Regions from separate parts of the Homo sapiens genome. Here all the other regions are linked to region 1. The links are chromatin loops, found by intact Hi-C in ENCODE. Cell type or tissue: K562. All regions are shown on one strand.

Region 1 (2,500 bases):
GCTAGTACATGAAATCCACAAATTGTGAAAGATTAGTCATAGTGTAATGTATTCTGGACAGTGTAAAAATCTTCAGTTGTTTGAAATTAGGAATGAAGATAAGTAATAAGTGCCATCTCAGGATAAGATCCACCATTATCATGTCAGATCATGTCCTCTTTGCTGGGAATATATATATTTTTCTTTTTTTCTTGTTCTCATTTGCACTGAAGGACTAAGCTGGGAATATTTTTTTCCTCTAAAACGTGTATTTAAATCTAAGGATACTTATTGATAGCTGTCTTCCGAGTTCTATCAATCAGCCCACAGGTAATACCTGGGAGATTCTGTTGTGGCATTGTGGTTCAGGCCTTCTCATGCCTATTTTCTTGGAGGAGAGAGTTCTTCAGTGTTCAAATTGTTAGATGTAATATGGTTCTTTCTTAGAAAATTATGTCCTATAACTTTGGTTCTAGGACTATACTATATATAGATAGGGGCTGGACACATTGTAGATAGCAAAGCCTATATTGTCTTCAGTCCAAAAACCAAGTAAGTTTTATGGCCATCAAAAACAACTGGCACAACCTAACCCCTGATAGCAGAGGTTATCTATTTAAATATGCCTTTATAATGCTGGCATCCTTATAAACAAATGTAAGTTTCATAATGATATCTATTGGACTCACAGACTCAGAACTGGGAGGAAAACTAGAACTCCAGAGATATAAAAAAATTTATAGCTATGATTATTGTACTTTGGTGTATAAGGTGTCTTCACTAACATCAAGGACTGTCTTGTTAACAGTGTGTTGTAATATACAGATTTTAAAACATGTGCATAGTCATTGACCCCAAAACTTCAATTCTAATGGAAATAATGTAAAGTGCATGTTAAGCTCTATGCACAAAGATATTAATCACACAATCACTTATAATATTAAAGGAGTAGAGGAAACCTCAGTGTCATTTCATGGGATGAAATATCTCTTTAATTATTTTATGAAGAATATTAAGCGTAAAATGCAGGTACAGGCTTTTATATAGGATAATCTCAACTAAAAAAATAATGTATGCAATGAATATGGGTATTAGAGAAAGACTAAATTTCAGTCACAGATTTGGGTTTCTAGGCCTTACCTATCAGTTGAAGGGTAGAGCTGTGTTAGCATTAGTCGAGGAGAATTATCATGGTGTTAGTTGTTGTCTCTGGGTAATGGGAAATTATTTTCATTTTCTTTTATATTTTTACATTTTCTAAATTTTCTACAATGAGCACATGTTAATTTTATACTGGGAAAATAATCATCCTGCACTAAGAGCAAAAAAAAAAAAAAAACCTTGACATCTTAACACTGAGTTTTTCTTTTCATTTTATTTCTATTCCTTATAAATGTAGAAGGCATATTTTTCTTGAGGTGGAGGACTATGTCTGAGTCAGCTCCTTCAGCACATAGTCCTACAGAGAGACCCTTAGAGTTTGCAGGGCATTTCCTGGGCTCCGTGCTTTTAGGTTACAGCGCCACCTTTGGGATATAGCCGGCATCACTCGTTACCACCATTTGCTGATGATGTGAAATGCACAATTATACTACGATTTTGTGATGTGGGCAGCTAATTATTCAGTTATCCCAAGGGTTAAGATGTGTAGATGGAACGCATGTTATTTCTTCACTGCCTTGGTTCATTGAAACAACTCCTTGCTGGTCTTCTCATCAACTGCTTCATTCTCCTCCTATGCATGCCAAGGCAAACTTCACGAGCGATTTCAAATTCACTGTTCTCCTTTAGGCATATTCAATGGTTCTCTTTCAGATTTAACTTTCAGATTAAAATGGAAATTCCTTAACATGTCATTGATTTCCAGGTTTCTGACTCCTTCCTGTCTTGTGATGATCTGCCTTTATTCTTCAGCGTTACCAGCTGCTTCCAGCTGTCAGAGGAGCCAGTCTTTCTCCATCTTCCCTGTTTCTCTCCTTGTCTCCAATTCCATCCTATTGGCCTGGAATGCTCTTCTCATTTCTTCATCTGGCTGTTTCCTGTGGTTCCTTCCAGGCTTGGCTCAAAGTTCATTTCTTATGGGAAGCCTTTCCCAGCTCATTAATGCTAGGCCCCTCTTCTCTTCTCCCTTAACACTCATTCATACCCCCTTGTATAACTGTATCTCATACTGTATTTCAACCCTTTACTTCTTCCTGAATCTGACTGAGGTCCTTGATGGTAAGGACCCTAATTCACGTTTCTATACCTAGCCCTTAGCTCATATGCAAATAATGAAAATGCTCAAAAAACATTTAATGAATAAATGAATGAGCACTGGAATTGGTTCACGGTGATTTCCTTATAGTTTTTCTTTTCAATTTTCTTCAACTATAAAAGAAAGATCATAAGATGCATTAAATAAGAAAAATTTTGAGAAACAATTAGCCTAGTGCTAGACACATACTAGTAAATACTTGTTTTTTACTCTTTTTTTTTTTTTTAATAATTCCTATCTAGTTTCATGTTCTCTACATATGGT
Region 2 (2,500 bases), 550 kb before region 1:
TATTCTTGCAGTGACCAGAAGAACGAGCAGCGCTTCTGCAGAGGTAAATTTGCCTTGCTGAGAAATCCTTCATTTGAGTGCTCATTTTCTTTGTGACTCCGAGCTCTTATTTCCCGGGCTCATCTGGGATTCCCATTCTCCTCTGGGAAAGGGTCTTCAGTCCCCTCCCATGAGGAGAAGCATCCCACTGCCTTGTTGTGGTGGCCTCAGGGTAAGGAATTGGGCCCTACCCGGTGTGATGAATAAATCTGGACACTCAGCAATGTGGGCAGAAAGGATCCTCACATACTGCAGCAACCAGGTAACTCTGTGCACAGACCAAGGTAAGAAACGTCGTGGGGGGCGACACAGTATTTCCTTGGTGGTCGGGATAAAGGCAAGAAATCTCCAGTAAGGGAGGTTGAGCCTTTAGAGAAAGGAAAGGCAAGAAATCTCCAGTAAGGGGGGTTGAGCCTTTAGAGAAAGGAAAGGTAAGAAATCTCTAGGATGAGGGATTGGGCCTCAGGTCAAATCTCCAGGATGGGAAACCCCCAGTCTTCCTTTATCCCCTAAAAACTACAGGAAGTAAGTCAGAAACCAACTCCTCAGAAAAGAATAGGGTCCTTACCTCCAAACAGTCCACCAGAGTATGGGATCCTGTAGACCACCTTCCCCTGCTTAATGCCCCTGATCCTAACTTCCCTCCCCCTCAGACAGCCACTACTGCCCCAGATCCTTCCCTTACTCACGTTGTTCCTCCTCCTTATGACCCTGACTTTTGGGAACTATCATTGCATGAGCCTGCTCCTAAGTACCCTTCCCTAAAAGGATTTCAACGTGAGGTAGAGCAATGTAAAAAGGATATTCAGAACTTCCCTTTCCCCTCTACCTCTAGGGAATCAGCTCCAACATTCCTCCCCTTAAGAGAGGTGCCCATAGGAGGGGGAGCCATTGGCTTTGTGAATGTCCCTTTAACCAGCTCAGAAGTTTGAAATTTGAAAAAAAAGTCAAGCCACTGTTAGATGACCCTTATGGAGTGGCAGATAAAATTGACCAATTTTTAGGACTCCAATTATATACTTGGGCTGAATTAATGTCCATCATGGGCATCCTCTTTTCAGGGGAAGAAAGGAGAATAATCTGTAGAGCTGCTATGGTAATTTGGGAACACGAACATTCTCACATCAAAATGTTCCCGCCGCAGACCAAAAATTATCCGCCTAAGACCCCCAGTGGGACAATAACAATGCAGCTCACTGGGAAAATATGAAGATCCCCTTGGGCAGGGAATGCTAAAGACAAAAGATAGAGAATTGAAAAGACCGTCCCATGAATGAACTCCTTAGGGAAGCTCAGAAAGTATACGTAAGCAAAAACAAAAAGCAAGTATTATGTTATCCACCTTCCAGCAGGGGGCTCCAAAGGATAAGGCCCACTGAAATTACTCTCCATTGGCCTCCTTAACCATTTCGGATAAAAAGGCTTACAGGTTTCAAAGGGAAAACTCCAATTTGTAGAGCCTGAAGTTAAATACTTAGGGCACTTAATAAGTAAGGACAAACGAAGGATAGGACCTGAGCGAGTTGAAGGAATTGTATCCCTAACTTTGCCTAAAACTAAGCAGGAACTCCTAGAAAAGCCATTTTACCTCTTTGTTAATGTAAACAAGGGGGTAGCTTTAGGGGTACTTACCCAAGAACATGGGGGCCACTGGCAACCTGTAGCCTTTCTATCAAAGGTTTTAGACCCCGTAACCTGTGGATGGCCCGAATGTGTTCAATCTATTGCAGCCACTGCTTTGTTAACTGAAGAAAGCAGAAAGCTAATTTTTGGGGGAATTTTGGTTGTAAGCACACTCCATCAAGTTAGAGCTATTTTAAACCAGAAAGCAGGATGGTGGCTCACTGACTCAAGGATTTTAGCGTATGAAGCTATCCTATTAGAAAGAGATGATTTAACACTAACCACTGATAACTCACTTAACTCAGCAGGTTTTCTAACAGGAAATCCAAATCTAAAAGGACCTGAGCATCAGTGTTTAGATTTAATTGATTATCACACAAAAGTCAGGCCCAATTTAAGAGAGACCCCTTTCAAAACAGGACAGCATTTATTTATAGATGGCCCTTCCTGGGTAATTGAAGGAAAGAGACATAATGGGTATTCAGTAGTTGATGGGGAAGCTCTTGCAGAAATATAGTCAGGAAGATTGGCTAACAATTCGTCCACCCAAACTTGTGAATTGTTTGCATTAAATCAGGCTTTGAAACACTTGCAAAACCAGGAAGGGACTATTTATACTGATTCCAAGTATGCCTTGGAGGCGGGGTAGCTCACACCTGTGGAAAATTTGGACTGAACGAGGTCTCAATAGCAAAGGCCAAGACCTTGTCCACAAGCAATTAATCACTCAAGTATTAGATAACCTCCAGCTGCCAGAAGAGACAGCTATTGTCCATATCCCAGGACACCAAAAAGGTCTTTCTTTTGAAAGTCGAGGGAATAACCTTGCAGATCAAAT
Region 3 (2,500 bases), 200 kb before region 1:
TGCTGTGCATGGTCACGTTTTCTCTGCTCTGGCATCTGCTCCCCAGGGGCGTGTTTCAGTCCATGGGAATATATTCAGGATTGCAGGTCTAGGGATGCTGCCTAAATGTCAGAAAGCCAATCTATACCTAAACACACAGTTTAGCTAAGTAAAAATATAGTTTAGAAAAGTTTAAAAACATTGCATCGTTTGACACATTCCTTGGAGTATGAGTTAGGAAAGGGTAAGGAAAATAAAATCCAAACAAAAATAGTTATTTCTGTAAATATCAATGCATTGAAAATGAATATATTTGTAAATATCCATGAATATTTTGAGAGTATAATTCCAACAGATAAGATCATTATAAAAGTAGGTAGCTAGACAATTAAATGCTAGAATTGTCTTTTGTAATTGATATTTATCCTGCTCTATATAATAAATAATGCGTTTATAATTCAGTTAATTTTTTCAGTGTTACTAGTTTAGGAACATCTGACATGCATTGACCATTATAAATATATTTAATCATGTTTACTTTTGCTGTGAAAATATACAATTTGGGGGCACTGGGTTTTGAGCCTTACAGATTTTATTTTGAGTCTTATTTGTATACTAAATATTAAATTTAGGTTTCCATAAGTGCTTTACATTTAACATAACACATGTACATGTACTTGTTTCACTAGAATATAAAAATGTTTTATGTCTTGGTGTACTTTACATTTTCTAACATAATTGTCTATATAGAATATAAGGGCATATTTTGCAAAGCACATAAAAGGCTGAAACCTTCATTTCACATGGGAAATTATTATGATTTTATTTTTAGAATACTGTGTCTTTCTTTTCTAGTCTTCCATATAAAGAATTTTTTGGTGGTGTAAGTGGGCTGACAGTGGAACAATTTAGAAAGATCAATGGTTTTCCTAATGCCTTCTGGGGATGGGGAGGAGAAGATGATGACCTTTGGAACAGGTATGTTGAGGTACAAATTGTTCACTAATAGAATTTTTATAAATCTTATTTATATTAGGTAAATTGTAGTACTTATCCATTCCAAGAACATTCTTTGGGATGGGATATGTTTGAGGTTTCTAAACCCTGTTTTATATTTCTCTTTTTTTTTCATTAAGTCTGCTTTCTGAAATTATTGGCAGCATATAATTAGAGCAGCGGTCCCCAACTTTTTTGGCACCAGGGACCAGTCTCCTGGAAGATAATTTTTCCAAGGACCCAGGAGGATGGTTTCGGGAGGAAACCATTCCACCTCAGATCATCAGGCATTAGATTCTCATAAGGAGCATACAACCTAGATCCCTCACATGTGCAGTTTACAATAGGGTTTGTGTTCCTCTGAAAATCTAATGCCATTCGCTGATCCGACAGGAGGTGGAGCTCAAGCAGTAATGATCGCTCACCTCCTGCTGTGCGGCCCAGTTTTTAACAGGCCATGGACCTATACTGGTTTGTGGCCCAGGGGTTGGGGAACCCTGGATTAGAGCATTCTTTTGTGTTTTAAAATTGAACTCACATAACCCATTTTCATATTTTATTTCTCTATATTTTCATTTCCATATATGGCATTGTAGAGTTCACTATGCTGGATATAATGTAACCAGACCAGAGGGAGACTTAGGAAAATACAAGTCAATTCCTCATCACCATAGAGGTGAAGTCCAGTTTTTAGGACGGTAAGTTGAATGTCATCTTCAGATACCAAGGTTTCCAAAGCTGTTGAATAAATGAAAGGTAAATAAAAATGCATTGAACCCCAAAAAAGCTGCTGAAGGGAATTTTCATAATGGAAGGGAAGTATTTTTTGCTGAAGGGAATCTTTACAAAAGGAAGCATTTTTGATGCTTGTTTTTAAGAGATATACGTATATATACATTAATAAATACACATATTTACGTTAAAGAGCCCGGTTAACTATTTATGTAAAAGTATTTACGTAACATAAAGCATAATGTTTTATTTATTAAAGATGTCTAATTGTAAAAGTGCAAAATAATTTTTTCAGGTGGCATTTCTTGAGTAGTAAAATTGCTAATTTAGAATAATGGTTTAGAGATTCTTAAATTATGCACAAGAACCAGAAATTGTAAAGGGCATTAAGTGCTTTAATTATAAGATGACCTTGAACACAGTCCTTATCAGTTTTCCTTTTTGAACATGTTTTGTTGCTTTTTTGTTTTTTCCTCTAAAACTATAGGTATAAATTACTAAGGTATTCCAAGGAGCGTCAGTACATCGATGGACTGAACAATTTAATATATAGGCCAAAAATACTGGTTGATAGGTTGTATACAAACATATCTGTAAACCTCATGCCAGAGTTAGCTCCAATCGAAGACTATTAAAAGAAGTGGCTGTCGTGGCAAGGTAGACCACAATGCTGGATCATAAACTTGGAGCGCGCTCTTAGTGGAGGTCAGTGATTGGCTGTGTCACAGTGCCCTTTTCTCTGAGAAGAGCCAGCAGTCCACAGTGTTTACAGAGTGGGACTATATACAGTCAC

The links. A loop is a pair of places that touch in the nucleus more often than their neighbours do. Peaks named below come from ENCODE experiments on the same cell type or tissue, not always from the same donor. Only the 100,000 strongest peaks of a DNase experiment are listed, where the experiment ranks them.
Region 2: it touches region 1 in a loop (6-fold over the local background); 2 of 110 quality-filtered maps call a loop at or near these places.
Region 3: a loop joins it to region 1, with 5 times the contacts of the local background. A loop is called at or near these places in 2 of 110 quality-filtered maps.

Annotation. Positions count from the first base shown.
Region 1 is chr18:31,423,584-31,426,083 of GRCh38, reverse strand. All of the region lies in intron 1 of DSG1-AS1 (DSG1 antisense RNA 1), which reads left to right. Among named protein-coding and RNA genes, the nearest start is that of DSG1-AS1, 2.2 kb to the left of the region's middle. In K562, a CTCF peak has its summit at 1,506; a DNase peak (open chromatin) is centred at 1,493.
Region 2 is chr18:31,976,360-31,978,859 of GRCh38, reverse strand. No RefSeq gene overlaps it. Among named protein-coding and RNA genes, the nearest start is that of TRAPPC8, 34 kb to the right of the region's middle. In K562, a CTCF peak has its summit at 1,390 (motif pointing right); a DNase peak (open chromatin) is centred at 1,419.
Region 3 is chr18:31,625,456-31,627,955 of GRCh38, reverse strand. It overlaps B4GALT6 (beta-1,4-galactosyltransferase 6), which reads left to right. Exons shown (of 9, transcript NM_004775.5): 7 at 835-957; 8 at 1,572-1,673; 9 at 2,195-2,500. The coding sequence ends at 2,342. Among named protein-coding and RNA genes, the nearest start is that of TTR, 35 kb to the right of the region's middle. In K562, a CTCF peak has its summit at 1,371 (motif pointing right); no DNase peak of the experiment used is centred here.